2 separate regions of the Homo sapiens genome follow, and region 2 is linked to region 1. A link is an interaction called in ENCODE POLR2A ChIA-PET data of the cell type or tissue named here. Cell type or tissue: A673. All regions are shown on one strand. Each heading gives the region's core, and the rest is flanking DNA. Links, peaks and the distances in the headings are about the cores only.

The links. Peaks named below come from ENCODE experiments on the same cell type or tissue, not always from the same donor. Only the 100,000 strongest peaks of a DNase experiment are listed, where the experiment ranks them.
Region 2: POLR2A ChIA-PET joins it to region 1 with 7 read pairs; 2 of 35 experiments call an interaction of 5 or more read pairs at or near these places.

The regions. Positions count from the first base shown.
Region 1 is chr22:50,007,423-50,015,510 of GRCh38, reverse strand. It overlaps IL17REL (interleukin 17 receptor E like), which reads left to right and starts at 2,746. Exons shown (of 15, transcript NM_001371417.1): 1 at 2,746-2,966; 2 at 6,847-6,874. The coding sequence starts at 2,865. RefSeq lists an enhancer at 2,261-2,861 and silencers at 4,376-4,425, 4,436-4,755. In A673, for the core only: no CTCF peak of the experiment used is centred there; a DNase peak (open chromatin) is centred at 3,920.
Region 2 is chr22:49,866,916-49,875,003 of GRCh38, reverse strand. The region is part of intron 1 of ZBED4 (zinc finger BED-type containing 4); the gene reads right to left. It also overlaps a transcript of ALG12 not described here. Among named protein-coding and RNA genes, the nearest start is that of ZBED4, 17 kb to the right of the region's middle. In A673, for the core only: no CTCF peak of the experiment used is centred there; no DNase peak of the experiment used is centred there.

The DNA.
Region 1 (8,088 bases), core at 1,044-6,043:
CAGTCCAGGGTTCCCGGGGGGTGTGGGAAGGTCAGTGGGCTGGAGGAGCGGTGGCGGGGGGCGGGGTGGGCGGGGCCCGGGGACGCGACTGCAGGTGGAGGAAGGCGCTGTAGGGGGTGGGGAGTCCCGGGGCGCGCCGGGGCGGGCGAGTGCTGTCGGGGTGGAGGGAGGCGCGGCCGGGGAATGTGGGGCCGGCGCACGCGGTCTCAGCGCCCCTCCCTCCCCAGGGCTGCCGAGGGACCCCCGAGCGCCGCCCTGCCTCGTGTGCCGCGGGCTGCTGCCACCCGCCGGGCCCTGCAAGCGCTGCCGCTCGTTCTGCGCCGCGGTCCTGCAGGGCGCGTCCTTCGTGCGGCTCGGCGGGCGGAGCTGCAGCCCGCGGACCCCGTGAGTCGGGACCGGCGCGGGGACCAGGACGACGACCCGGAGCCACGCGCGTCTCCGTGGAAACCTGCGCGGAGCTGAGGCCGAGAACACAGCGCTGTTGTGGTGAACCCGCGTCCTCGCCGTGGTTTTCTTGGGAACCTCGTGCCCAGCACCCCCGCACCCGCTCCGGACCCTCCGAGCCGCTCTGGGGAAGGCTCCAGCCCGGGTCCCGGGCGGACGCTGGTTCGTTCCTTCCCGCGTTCGTCCGACGAGTCTCGGCGCCGCCCAGGGTCTCCGCACCCCGTTTCCTCCCATCTGGTGCCCAGCGCGGGCGCGGAGGGAGCCCCCGGGGTTGGACCCTCAGATCCCTTCACCGTTGGGCTTCTGGGCGACCGATGGTCACTGGGCTGTGTGGCCGTGCTGCCCTGGAGACCCAGACTTGGAAAGACCCCACCCCCACCCCAGGCCTCGCCCAGCTGCGGTGGGTGATCTCGGTGGCCGGGGCCCGCCCAGGAGCCCGTGGCCTGGCTCTTCATGGATACTGAGCAGGGCCAATCCCCCAGCCCTCAGAGACAGGGCTGGAGCCCTCTGACCTCAGGCTGGAGAGGGTGGCCGGGGGCCTGGGGCAGAGGGCAGAGGCCGGCCCCACTGTCCTTCCCTGGGCCTTGGAACCAGCACCAGCCACACCCCGTGGGCCGTCCCTACACGAGATCACCGACTACTGGCCACCTGCAGCCCCTGCCTGCGTCACGGCACGCTGGGATGGCGCCTTCAGGCAACGGGTGTGTCGTGGTGGGGGCCTGTCCCAGAGAGGCCTGGAGAGAGGTTTGGGTGTGAGTGGGCCCATGGGGGAGGGACATTTGTCCTTTCCCAATGATCCTGCTGGCCGTGCCCATGGACATCGTCTGGGACACCCCTGCCACAGTACAGCAGCCCCCATCGTCCCCTGGTATAAGGAGGGCTGGAGGCCAGGCTGAGGGGCGAGGCCCAGCTGGAGTATCTGTCTTACAGCTCAGCCAGCCTGGGATAGGGGATGACAGTGGCCCGTCCTGAGCCACCCCCAAATGTGCCTGCCTGCTGCTGACCATGCCGTGGCATGGAGGCTGGCACTAGCCACTCTCTCCAGGGCATTGTGGCCACAGGCACGCTGCTGCAGGGGGCGGGCTCAGCCCCATCTACTCTGCCCAGCAGTGAGTGCATAAGTTCCAGCCCATGGAGGGCTCTAGGCCAGGCGGGGGCAGGGTCGAGGTGCTGGCCCAGGAGGCAGGGAGGTGGGCAGTGCGGGGTGGTGGGAGGGAGGGAGGACTTCACGGTCACAGCAGCCCCTGCCGCCTTCCCTCCCCTGGGACCGAACCCCAGAGCTTGTTTCTCAAGCTCCCTCCTGACTACCCGAGCCCACAGTGTGAGGCCCACAGCCTCTCCCAGCCTGGGGGTGGTGCCGCCCTCCACACTTGGGGTGTCCTGTGGGTATTCCAGGCAGAACACCCCAGCTAGACACTCCCAGGCTCCCCAGCTATTAACTCCCGCCATCCCCCCCCCACACACACACAGACACACACACACACACACACACACACACACACACACACACACACACACACGTGGGGCAGTGCCCTCCCAGAACCTGAGGCAGGTGCAGAAGCCTCTGTGCCTGTCCAGGAAGGGAGGAGCCAGGAGGACCCAAGAACTGCACCCTGGTTCTCTCCAACCCCCTGCCCTGGCTGGAGGCAAATGGGAAGCAGTAAGCTTCTGCCCAGAAACTTTCCTATGCATTTGATGCTCCAAATAAGAAGATGACACAGAACGGCTCCCTGAGCAGAGGCTGGGCCCCAGAGTTCCCAGCCTCGGGGGGTGCCCTCCGGAGTGGGGGGGGGCTCATAGGGAGGACCACACAGGGGAGGTGGCCTTTTGCATCTTGAGGGGAGGTGGAGGCCAGGGACTTGGGTGGAATCTCAGGTCTTAGGAGAGGGCTCCCCTTAGGGGCTGGGGCTGAAGCCAGGGGCTCTGGGGTATGAGTGCCCAGGACAGATTCCACCCCTCTGCCAGCCCAGCCAGCTTTCCAGGGCCCTTGTCTACCCTCCTGGCCTCATGCATGCCTGAGGGAGGTGCACGCCGGCGGCAGCCTATCCCGCCGGCCTGGAGCCATCTCTGCACCAGTGGCCGCCCTGTGGGGAACCCCATTAGGGTGTCCTCGGACCCCAAAGGCCCCAAGGTTTCTGGATGCTTCCTTTGGAAACCTAGAAACTCCACAAGTGTCTGGCCACAGTCTTCTGGCCCCAGGCGGTGGAAAGTCTCCCGGGCTGCTGTCTGTGAAGCGAGCCCTGTTTTGCCGGGAGGGGGAGTGTCTCGCTCGCTCCAGCTGTGAAGAGCAGCCTCCACCCTCTGTTTGTCTTTGGGGCTGGAGCTGCAGGGTCAGCCTGGAGCCGCTGCCACAGGGCATCCTGCAAACTTGCCCCACTCACATCCACGCTTACCAGTGGGAGCTCTCACTGCACAGCCAGATGCTGGCTGGGCAAGCACTCGCGTTCTTGGGCCTGACCTGGGGCACTTTCCAGAGCCTGGCCATCCCCCGGATTACAGAATGTGGCCTCTCCTGTTCTCAGGTAAGCTCCTGCCTCCTCCTAGGCCCCTACACTGTGGCAGATAAGGCCCTGGTTTCTCCTCAGGTGGGTCTGGCCTGACGCTCTCAGCACATCAGCAGGTGAGGGGTTGCAGGGCCCTGGGGGGTCCGAGGGCAGCGCTGGTGAAAGAAGGATGGGAGACCTGGCCTGACCCTGCCGAGCTGCTCCGGGAAGTGTTTGCTGGAAGCTCAAGGCAGGGTGAGCCCACCTCGGACCCACCTGTGACCTCCAAGGAGGCTGTGTTAGAATCTAGGGCAGCCCGCAAGCCCATCCGGGGCTCCCACCCCACCCCGCTCGGCTGCTCTGAGCCATCGGGAGCCCGCAACACCTGGGCTTGTGTAGACACCTGCCAAGGAAACACTCGGAGAACGTGCTGAGAATGAGATGTTGGCAGTGGAGGTGGCTGGGTTGGGGTGGAGGGCTCTCACTGCACAGCCCACTCACTCAGCCTTACAGGAGAGGGCGCTTCATCAGCACCTGCAGCAGGAAGTGTACCCAGCATCCCAGGAAGGGGCCCCGGTGCCCAAGGCTGGCCGGGCACAGTGGGGACACAGGCATGGAAAGGGCACAGAAGGTGTCCCGGAAAGGGAGGACTCACTGAGGACCTGCTGGGTGCACCGTTCCTGGCATGGGGACAGCAGTTAGCAAGATGTGCCTTTAGGGTGGTGGCCTGGTCACCTCAGGGGACACTTGCGGGGACATCCAGCAGCTCCACAGGGCCTGAGACGGGTCCAGCAGAGGGCTCAGCTCAGGGAGGGGAGCAGCAAGGGCTGGAGTGCTGGGTGCCATGGGCAGGCTCAGATCCACAGGGCATTCGTGGAACAAGGAAGAAAGCAGGCTGGGATGCGTGGGAACCGGTGGCAGCAGGGGAGATGGGCGGGTTCAGGTGGGAGGGGTGTCCACCGGATGCCACCCTGCAGTGGAGATGGAAAACAGGGAGGGGGCAGGCCTGGGGATCCTGGCTAGGAGGGGGAAGGAGAAGCGAGAGATGAGACCTCAGAATCGACTTTTGCCTCTGGGAGGAAATGGTCCCTGAGTTGGGAGACATGGGGGGAGGCGGCCTTGAAGTGCAAGCTGGAAAGCTTTGCTGAGGCGGCTGCGGGGTATGCAGGCAGCCTCCCGGTCCGAGGTGTGACCGCGCTGTCCACGCTAGGACGGCCAGGTGATCCTGGGGAATGGGTGGGGACCAAGATTGAACCCTCAGTACTCCAAGGAAAGGGGCAGGGGCAAGGGCAGGGGCTGAGGCGGGTGGAAGAGGCCAGGAAGGAGGGGAAGTGCTGGAGGGGAGAGGAGAGGAGGGGTTTGGCGGGGCTGAGGGAGGGTCTCATGGAAGATGGGGTGGGGAGGGTTGAGCAGGAGGGGTCAAGGGGTGACAAGAGGAGCGGGAAGCTGGAGGTGGGTGTAGGGGCGCTGCCTGGGCAGCCTTGGACAGGGCGGTGGTTGCGAGGGGGCGCGGGAGCCCCTGCCCGCGGGGGGAAGCCAGGGAGGGGAGGCTGGGGCTACAGCCGCGCCCTGGGGGGGGACCCGCGCGGGTGACGGCGGGAGGCTGGGCCGCATGCAGGGGAGCTTGGGCGGGGTGGGGCCGCGAGCAGCCGCCCTGGGGGTTCCCTGCACACCCCCCGACGCCGGCCGCTGGGAAGCCCCGAGAAGCACGACGGAAAACCCCGTGCGGGGGAGGCGCCCAGCGCCCGGGCTCAGCCCCCCCCCGCCCCCGCTCCCCCCACCTTCCCCCCAGCGCGCCCGGGTCCCGCTCCCCGTGCCGTGGGGCAGGGGCGGGGCAGAACCGCGCGACGTTCCGCGCCCCCGACAGCGGCTTCTCCTGCAGCCCCAGACACTCGGGCCACGGGGCCAGCCCTGGGTGGGCTTCAGAGTCCAGGAAGTCAGGAGAGAGAGCAGACGCCCTTCGCCTCTCCAGCCCACCCCGGCCTCCGAGCCCCCAGCGGGGATTCTTTCTCTCCTGAAGGTGGATGCGGGGAGTCCAGGCCACAGTGGGCGCCCAGAGGGGCTTCAGGGCACCTGGCGGGAGGGAGGCCCGGGGACCCACGCCACTGCCCCCCTGCAGTTCCACACAGGCGGCCTCACTGGGCCTCCCCACGCTGCCTCCGCCGCTCCCTCTGTGCCCGGGCTGGTCTGGGCTGCCCTCGCCTGCCCACCTGAGGCCTGCTCGGATCCCGTTCCCCAGAGGCTGCCCCGGGTGAGCCCGGCCCCTTTTGCCTGGGCGGAGCCCTCAGCAGCCTGGGGTCAGCTCCGCCGGCCCCTCGTTTGAGGCCCTGCTCCCCACCAGGGGCCGAGGCCGGGGCTTCCATCAGGACGCTGGGTCCAGCCTGTATACTCCGCCCACGGGCGGCGGGTTTCGTGGCCATGGCAGGCGGAGGAGGGTCACTCACGGCAGTCTCTGGGGAGTTATTGGGGTGGTCGGCAAATGGGTAGAGACGGTGGGGTGAGAACGAAGACTCAGAGGCCATCTGCAGGGTGGGGTCCTGCGCTGGACCCTGGAACAGAAAACAGTTCACTAGTAGCACGTGATTCCACACCAGACTGAGGGTCACTGACTGCCGCCGATTCCACACCAGACTGAGGGTCACTGACTGCCGCCGATTCCACACCAGACTGAGGGTCACTGACTGCCGCCACCCATGTGGCTCCCCAGGTTTTGCAGATGCACGGGAAACTGTTGAGATGAGGGGATCCTGGGTAAACTCTCTGTAAATCTAAACATATTCCAAAATAAAAAATATTTAGAAGGAGGTGTAGCCACCGGTAATGCCCGCTCCACAATTCAAGGAACAGAAGTGGGCCCGACTTTTATTTTTCCGTGTTCCCACCTGGGCTAGGAGCAGAAGTCCAGGTCTCCATCTTGAGCTCCCCCCACCCCCACCCCCACCCCGACAGCCTGGGCTTCCCCGTCCGGTCTGTAGAGGGTCAGCTCTTTTCAAGAATGGAGCGGCTGTGTTGACCGCGGGCTGCACAGTCCAACACCCCAGGCTCAGTGGCCGCCCCCAGGGGGCCTGGACTCTGGGGGTCCTGCCCTGCTCTGAGGGCGCCAGTGCCACCCTGTGCTCTCGGACCTCAGCTCCCACGCCGTTGGTGCCGGGGTGCCGGGCGCCTTCTGCCTCACCCACAGGCTGTCTGCGAGCAGCCTGTCCCACAGGACCCTTCTGCCCCGTGGGAGCCTGGCCACAAGTCCTCATGCCCCTCTTTGAGTGCCCTTGGTCAGGTTGGGCTGGGGATGATCATAAATCAGGAGTGCAGCTTGGACCTGGACCATCCAGGACCTGTTCACTGCACGGCATGCCCCCGCCCCGCACCACCAACTCAGCCTCACTTGCTTCCAGGCCCATGAAATTGACCTCTATGAGGCCCCCCAAGCACCCCTTAGATTTATAACCTGCACCCCCCACACTATCCGGACCCCTCTTGCTCCTCCTGACCCCTCTGTTATTTTCCCACCCCTTTATTTTAGTTACACAGAATATAAGTTGCTGATTTCCCAGGTTTCGGATCGTTCTGTCTCCCCCTTCTCGGAATGTGAGCTCCTGGAGAGGTGGGGATGGTTCAGTTTTCCTCTGTTCATGAATCCCAGCACCTAAGCGAGCCTGGCACGTAGTGGGTGCTCTGCTAGTGTCCACTTAAACGCACAAGTGGGTCGGGGAGCTGGGGCCTGAGGGTCCAGAGGGATTCAGACCACACTGTTTACTAAGTGACCGCCGCATGCCAGCCTTGGGCCAGGCCCCTGACACTGAGGAGAAGCCAGGATTCAGGGCAGCCCAGGACCCCCAGGAGTGAGGGACAGGGCAGGAGCAGGATGGGCTGGGGAGGGGGTGCCCTCAGCCGCTCACCCCTCTCACTGTTCTGTCCCCAGGGCTTTGCCTGCAGGAGCCACAGGAACCGTGAGTACATCTCAGCCCCGGGGGATGCTCAGGGCCTGGACTCCCCACCCCAGGCTACCAGGGCCGCTTTGTCCACCGTGGGAGGCAGGTCTGTCCTGCAGTGTCCCCAGCAGCTGGGGTTCCCTTCTGGGCAGGGCAAACCTCTATCACTCACCGATGCGTGTGGGACCCTGGCCACACCCAGGCAAGGCCACCCTGGCTCCTGGCCAGAGGTGGGCCTGCCAGAGAGTCCCACGTCTCCACTTAACGCACAATGCCTCGTTGCGTTCCAAACCGGCCGCCCAGAAGCAGCAGGTGGAAAACCCCGTCTCCTCTAGCAAAGCTTTTTCCCTGTGTAAAGTGATCCCTACTGGGCCTTTAACAACTACCTTGTCTTTGTTAAACAGCGTATCTATTTATAAAAGGACTCTGAGTGATGCAGATGCCACAAGGAAGAAAGTTAAGGCTCACTGGAAAGCCTCCATGTAGAAATAAACAGTGTTTACCTAGGCAAACATTGCTCTAGGCATTTTGGGGTTTTTTTTCTTATTTTTGATTTTCATAGGAATAGACCTGAAGTCTTCCTATCTCTGGTTGGTCAACCAAACCCAGGCTGTTCTCAAACTCCTGGGCTCAAGCGATCCTCCTGCCTCGGCCTCCCAAAGTGCTGGGATTGTGAACTTGAGCCACCATGCCTGGCCTGTTCTAGACATTTGTGTAGCCAAATATACAGATATTTGCAGGATAAACAGATAAAAATTATTTTATAGAAATGAAATTACCTTATGTCATTTAAACTATTTTATTTTTACTTGAATTTAACAGAAAAATAGATGGCTAAACTTTACTTAAATGTTTCTTCACCTCAAGGACCTCTAAGCTTAAGGGAGGAGATTAGATCAGCTTGGCCCCTGCGCAAGGATGACATGCAAATTCACAAAGCGGACTATAGTAACAAACAAACAACAAATGCAAAGCATGGCTGATGCGGTGGCTCACACCTGTAATCCCAGCACTTTGGGAGGCCGAGGCAGGTGGATCACCTGACGTCAGGAGTTCGAGACCAGCCTGGCCAACATGGTGAAACCTGTCTGTACTAAGAATCCCCCCCCCAAAAAAATTAACTGAGTGTGGTGGCACTTGCCTGTAATCCCAGCTACCTGGGAGGCTGAGGCAAGAGAATCACTCGAACCCAGGAGGCAGAGGTTGTAGTGAGCCAAGATTGCACCATTGCA
Region 2 (8,088 bases), core at 1,143-6,142, 140 kb after region 1:
AATAGTCAAAAAATTAAAACAGGCCGGGTGCAGTGGCTCACACCTGTAATCCCAACACTTTGGGAGGCCAAGGTGGGCAGATCACCTGAGGTCAGGCATTCAAGACCAGCCTGGCCAACATGGTGAAACCCCGTCTCTATTAAAAATACAAAAATGAGCCGGGCATGGTGGCACGCACCTGTTTTCCCAGCTACTCAGGAGGCTGAGGCAGGAGAATCGCTTGAACCTGGACGGGAGGTCGAGGTGCAGTGAGCTGAGATCGAGCCATTGCCCTCCAGCCTGGCGACAGAGTGAGACTCCGTCTCAAAAAAAAAAAAAAAAAAAAAAAAAAGGCTGGGCATGGTGGTTCACGCCTGTAATCCCAGCACTTCGGGAGGCCAAGGCAGCTGGATCACGAGGTCAGGAGATCAAGAGCATCCTGGCCAAACTGGTGAAATCCCATGTCTACTAAAAATACAAAAATGGTGGTGGGCCCCTGTAATCCCAGCTACTTGGGACGCTGAGGCAGGAGAATCGCTTGAACCTGGGAGGCAGAAGTTGCAGTGAGCCGAGATCGCACCACTGCACTCCAGCCTGGGAGATAGAGCAAGACTCCATCTAAAAAAAAAAAAAAAATTAAAACAATACATTAGCAAAAGGAGGAAAACCATATGGGCACGTCATTCGATGTAGAAAAACATTTGCCAACACTTCTACCTCTATTCACAGCAAAAACTCTGCACAAACCAGGAATGGAAGGAAACATCTTCAGCCTTATGAGACGCATCCGGGAAACAGTGCAGCTCCCATCATACTCATCAGTGAAAGAGTGAGTGCTTCCCCTCGGCATATTCTATACAGCACTGGATGGGAGTCTGCCCAGGCAGGAGGCGGCTGTCAGAGAAAATCAGAACTGCCTTGATGGGCAGACGACAGGGCCATCGATGTCATAAAGGTTGTAAGGCCTCTACAAAACAGTACTAGAGCTAAAGAGTAAGAGAGTTCAGAGAGGTCACAGGACTCAAGCTCATTCTTGTTCTCGGCACGGGCCAGCTCCCCGGGAATGTCCTAATTTCAGGCATCTCTCCTCCCTGGTGGCAGCGCCGCCCCATTCCCCAGCCCTTATGTTCTCATTCCAGGATGATCTTGTCCTCCACGCTCCTCGCTCCAACCTACAAGGTGGGCCGTGCATCCCTGTGGGTCGAGAAGAACCCAGCTGTTCTCTCTTCAAAACAGACATCTCATTCTAGGTTGGTCTTGACTCTCTCTGAGCCTTTCTTGGGGCTGCAGGGTGGGGGTGATGAGGTGGGAAGACCCAATACCTCATATCACCTCATATCACCGCACCTCGCTTTACTGCTCTTTGCAGATACTTTTTTTTCCCCCAAATTGGAGGTTTGTGGCAATCCTGCATCAAGCACGTCCATCGGTGCCATTTTCTAACAGCAGGGGCTCTCCACCTGTGTGTCACATTTTGGTAATTCTGGCAATATTTCACACTTTTCCATTATCATGGTATCTGTTATGGTGATCTGTGATCAGTACTCTCTAATGCTACCATCGTAATTAACGTGAGCCACCACAAGCCACACCCATGTCAGACAGTGAACTTAACTGATAAATGTGTGTCCTGACTGCTCCATCAACCAGCAGTTCCCCGTCTCTCTCCCTCTCCTCCAGCCTCCCTCTTCCCTGAGACACACGAGAAATTAGAATTAGGCCGATTAATCCTCTACATGTTCAAGTGAAAGGAAGTATCACGTCTCTCATTTTCAAAAGATAGAAATGATTAAGCTTAGTGATGAAGGCACGTCTAAAGCTGAGAGAGGCCAACGCTAGGACTCTTGTACCAACAGCCAAGACGTGAATGCAAAGGAAAGTTCTTGAAGGAAATCCCTGGCTGTAGTGGCTCATGTCTGTAATCCCAGCACCTTGGGAGGCCAAGGCAGGTGGACTGCATGAGCTCAGGAGTTTGTGACCAGCCTGGGCAACATGGCAAAACCCCAGCTCTACAAAAAATTAAAACATTGGCTGGGCGCGGTAGTTCACGCCTGTAATCCTAGCACTTTGGGAGGCCGAGGCGGGTGGATCACAAGGTCAGGAGATCGAGACCATCCTGGCTAACATGGTGAAACCTGTCTCTACTAAAAATACAAAAAAATTAGCCGGCAGGTGCCTGCGGTCCCAGCTACTCGGGAGGCTGAGGCAGGAGAATTCGCTTGAACCTGGGAGGCAGAGGTTGCAGTGAGCCGCGATCACGTCACTGCACTCCAGCCTGGGCGATGGAGTGAGTCTCCATCTCAGGAAAAAAAAAAAAAAATTTAAAAATTAGCCAGGCTTGGTGGCATACACCTGCAGTCCCAGCTACCTGGCAGGCTGAGACGGGAGGTTCGCTTGAGACCAAGAGGTTGAGACTGCAGTGAGCTGTGATCGTGACACTGCACTTTAGCCTTGGTGACAGAGCAAGACCATATCTCTAAAAACAACAAAAACAAAACCATGTGTGATTCCTGGGACGGGAAAATACCAACATTACCAGGAGAATGGGTTGAAGGAAGTTAATTCTAACCCTCATGGATGACTCTGAGGGGCTCAGACTTCAATGGAGGAAGTGACTGCAGATTTGGTGGAAAGGGCAAAAACTAGAATTATACACAGAACCCAAAGATACGGCGGAATTGCTGTACTCTTAGGATAAAACTTGAGTGAATGAGGAGCTGCTGCTTAGGGATGAGCAAAGAAACTAGTTTGTTGAGATGGAATCTACTCCTGGTGGAGATGCTATGAACACTGTTAAAATGACAATAAAGATTTTGGAATATTCTATAAGCATAATTGATAAAACAACAGCAGGGTTTGAGAGGATTGACTACAATTTTGAAAGAAGTTCTACTGTGGGTAAAATGTACACTATGGAGAACTCTTTCATAGAAGAGTTAATCGATGTAGCAAACTTCATTGTCTTATTTTAAGAAATTGTCAGCCGGGTGCAGTGGCTCACGCCTGTAATCCCAGCACTTTGGTAGGCCGAGGCAGGCGGATCACGAGGTGAAGAGTTCGAGACCAGCCTGGCCAACATGGTGAAACCTCGTCTCTACTAAAAATACAAAAATTAGCTGGGCATGTTGGTGTGCACCTGTAATCCCAGCTACTGAGGCAGGAGAATCGCTTCAACCCAGGAGGTGGAGGTTGTAGTGAGCTGAGATCACACCACTGCACTCCACCCTGGGCGACAGAGTAAGACTCTGTCTCAAAAAAAAAAAAAAATAAATAAATAAATAAATTGTCACAGCCACCCCACCCTTCAGCAATCTGCACTCTGATTGGTCAGCAATCTGCACTCTGATTGGTCAGCAGCCCTGGACACCAAGGCAACATCTCCTCCCAGCTGAGATTATGAGTTGCTGAAGGCTCAGATGACTGTTGGCATTTTCAGCAACAAGCTTTTTAAAAATCAAGGTAGGTACATTGTTTTAGACGTCATGCTATTGCACGCTTACCAGACTACATTATACTGAAAATGTAACTTTTTTTTTATTTTTGAGACAGAGTCTCACTCTGTCGCCCAGGCTGGAGTGCAGTGGCAATATCGGCTCACTGTAAGCTTCGCCTCCCAAGTTCAAGCTTTCTCCTGCCTCAGCCTCCTGAGTAGCTGAGATTACAGGTGCGTGCCACCACACCCAGCTAATTTTGTATTTTTAGTAGTGACGGGGTTTCACCACATTGGCCAGGCTGGTCTCGAACTCCTGACCTCGTGATCCACCTGCCTTGGCCTCCCAAAGTGCTGATGAATTAACTTTTAAAAGAGAATTCTAAGCCAGGCACAGTGACTCACGCCTGTAGTCCTAGCACTTTGGGAGGCTTGAGACCAGCCTGGCCAACAGGGTGAAACCCCATCTCTACTAAAAAAAAATATATTAGCCAGGCATTGTGGTGCACACCTGTAATCCCAGCTGCTTGAGAGGCTGAGGCATGAGAATTGCTTGAACCCTGGAGATGGAGGTTGCAGTTAGCCAAGATTGCACCACTGCACTCCAGCCTGGGTAACAGAGTGAGACTCCATCTCAAAAAAAAAAAAAAATCTATCTTTTAAAAATACTTACTGAAATGTAGCTACGTGAATTATGATTTTGGGTATTTGCTTCAAAATAATTGAGTGGATTGTAACAGAAACAAAAATTGACAACTGGGACCTAACTAAAGAGCCTCTGCATAGCTGAAACTATCACAGAAAAGGAGACCATCGACAGAATAAACAGAAAACCCACTGAATAAGAGAAAATATCTGCAAACTATGCATCTGACAAAGGTCTGAAATCCAGAATCTATAAGAAGCTTAACAAGAAATAAAATAACCCCATTAAAAAGCAAGCAAAGGACATGAACAGATACTTCTCGAAAGGAGACATAAAAGTGGCCAACAGACGTGAAAAAATGCTCGACATCAACAGTCATCAGAGAAGTGCAAATCAAAACCACAACGAGATACCATCTCACACCCGTCACAATGGCTTTTATTAAAAAAAGAAAAAAATAACAGATGCTGGAGAGGCTACAGAGAAAAGGGAAACTCAAGCACTGCTGGCAGGGATGTCAATGAGTTCAGCCACTGCGGAGAGCAGTGTGGAGTCTTCTCAAAGAACTAAAAACAGAGCTACCATTGGACCCAGTGATGCCACTACCAGGTATGTACCCAAAGAAATAAATCATTCTACAAAAAAACCCCATGTACACATGTATGTTCATCACAGCACTATTTACAATAGCAAAGACATGGAATCAACCTACGTGCCTAGCAATGGTGGACTGGATAAGGAAAATGTGGTATATCCACACCATGGAATATTATACAGCCATAAAAAAGAACAAAATCATGTCCCTTGCAGCAACATGCATGCATCTGGAGACCATCATCCTAAGTGAACAAACACAGGAACAGAAAACCGGATACCACATGTTCTCACCTATCAGTGGGAGCTAAGCATGTGGTACACAGGGACATAAAGATGAGAACCACAGGCACTGGGACTGCGAGAGTGAGGAGTGAGGGAGGGAGGAAGGGAGGAGGGGACAAGACTGAAAAACAACCTATTGAGTACCATGCTCACGATCTGGGCGACGATCATTCTTATCCCAAACTCAGCATCACGCAATATACCATGTCGTGAACCTGCACATGTGCCTGATGAATCTAAAATCAAAGTTGAAATTCTTTTTAAAAACAAAACTTTTTAAAAAGTGAGTGGAGGACACAGATGAAATGGGAATGGCTGTGAACTGGTAATTCTGAAGCTGGGGATGCGTGCACAGGGTTTATTATGCTACCCTTTCCACTTTTACGTATATCAGATTATTTCCATGAAAGCTATTTTAAGAAAAAAACCAATGAGATACACTGCTGACTTTTTAAGAGAAACAATGTAAATCAGGAGACAGAGGAATGACATCTTCAAAGCTGTGAAAAATGAGAGCCAAACCAGAATTCAGTAAGCAGTACAAATATTCCCTGAGGAATAAACAGGAACTAAAAAACACCATCAGACAAACCAAACACAGAACGTGTCTCTAAGTGACCCACACTAAAGTCCACGCAAGAGTGTTCTCCAGTCAGAGATGAAATAATCTGGTCTGGAGGACGAGCGCTGCCAAAAAGGCCCGAGGTGGATAACCACCACGCGGGTACGAGGTAGGCAGCCGTGCACTCACTGTTACGGGTGCCTCTGCCTTTAGGCCCTTCCAGCGGAAGCACTAGAACCCATAAACACACACACCAACATGCATGTGTGTACGTGAATCAAAGCCACAACTTCACACTGACACCGCCAACTCTGCCCTGACCCTGAGATCACAAGACCGAGCATCCCCCTTTCCACAACCGTGATTTTTCTTTTTTTTTTTTTTTTGAGACAGTTTTGCTCTTGTTGCCCAGGCTGAAGTGCAATGGCATGATCTCGACTCACCCAACCTCCGCCTCCTGGGTTCAAGTGATTCTCCTGCCTCAGTCTCACAAGCAGCTCGGATTACAGGCATACACCATCACACCCAGCTAATTTTTTTTTTTTTTTTTGTATTTTTAGTAGAGACAGAGTTTCTCCATGTTGGTCAGGCTGGTCTCAAACTCCCAATCTCAGGTGATCCGCCTGCCTTGGCCTCCCAAAGTGCTGGGATTACAGGTGTGAGCCATTGCGCCCGGCCTGCATCCGTGACGTTTCAATCCACCTCTGGGAGGCTGGGCTCCCACCCTCCTGGCAGATTTCCTCATTTGCTCAACCCTACAACACATGCACGAAGTAGCTGCAGAATTACTAACCCAGGCCACCAAGAAAACAAGCCTTCTAGCTGGAGATCACAATTCATTTATAATTTTTATCTTTTTACTTGGAGGTTTATAATCACATCGTGTCCAAGAGTTTCTTGGGTCAGTTTTCATTTTTCTTTTTTGTTGGAAGAGACAGTCTCGCTCTGTTGCCCAGGCTAGAGTGCAGTGGCACAATCTTGGCTCACTGCAACCTCCGCCTCATGAGCTCAAGTAATCCTCCCACCTCAGCCTCCTCAGTAGCTGGGATGACAGGTGTGTGCCACCACCCAGTTAATTTTTTGCATTTTTTGTGGAGATGGGGTTTCACCATGTTGCCCAGGCTGGTGTCGAACTCCTGATCCTGGGTGATCCACCAGCCTCAGCCAGCTTCCTTCCTCAAGTGTAGTTATTTTATTCATTTGAAATATAGTAAGCTCATTTGTTTGCTTGTAACACTGCCTATATTTTATTTTTTAGTTTCCCCAAATCTCTCAATAAAAGGAAAACTAGAACAGTAAAACCACAATCCTCTGATGTTATCAACAACAACAAAAAAGAAGACTGACAAGGTCTTTCCGTTAACCAACAAATGTAAGTGGAAGGGACAAACCATGAATATGGGTAAGTGGGTCCCTGATTTAATGACGGTTCAACCTACGAACCTGCAACTTTACGATGGTGTGAAAGCCACTGGCATTCAGTACAAACTGTACTTTGAATTCTGAATGTTGATCTTTTCCTAGGCTAACAACATACGGTGTGACACTCTTACATGAGATATTCAACACTTTATGACAAAACAGGCTTTGTGTCAGGTGATTCTGCCCAACTGTGGGCTCATGTAAGTGTCTGAGCACATTTGAGGGGGGCTGGACTAAGCTATGATGCTCGGCACATCAGGTGAATTAAATGCATTTTCCACTGAAGATATTTTTAATTGATGATGGATGGGTGTATCAGGATGGAAGCCCCCTTGCAGTCAGTATTACAAGGCCTAGATGGTATTAGATCTGGCAGCTGGAAAAGAAAGATGTCATCAAGCGTGTGATACACCGAGCATCCCCAAGTAGCCAACAGGTATCACTGGACGGCCCACAGAACCAAGCTGCTGAGGTGGGTGACTTTCTGCACATCTGCAAAGCAGAGGAGGGTCAGGGTCCAAGGTCCGATCTGGGGCAAAACAAAACAGCTGACACTTCTTTCTGGGGCAAAAACTCCCATGAAGAGAAGCTGCTGGGCCTACCAGGCCACCCAGAACTAGACAGAAAGTCAGCGAGAACAGAGAAGACTTGAGCAATACCGTCAGCCAACTGACCCAGTGGATGCACCGCAGTGCCTCCCCAACCGCCGCTCCCACCGCCGCCTGGCACACGCTTCTTCAGGGGCCCAGGGAACCTCCCACAGTATAGACCACATGCTGGCCCATAACATACGCGTTGGGCATTTCAAAAGGACTGAAACTATACAAGTCCTCTAAACACAATGGAGTTAAATTATAAAGCAAAAGAAAGAAATCTGGGAAATAAGCAATTATTTGAAAACAAAATACAATTCTAAATAACTCACGGGTGAAAAACAAACCGTGAGGTAAACTGGAAAGTGTTTTCAACTGAACGACAATAAAAATACAACCCACCAAATGGATGAGATGCAGCTGAAGTGGTGGTTAGCAAGAAACTGAAAGCTCTACATACCTGTGTTAGAAAAGATGACCTCCAGTCAATAAAGTACTCACCTAAAAGAAAACACTAGAAAAAACAGCAAACCAAACCAATGCAAGCCAAGGAAGGCAGGTGACCTCCTGAAGGCGC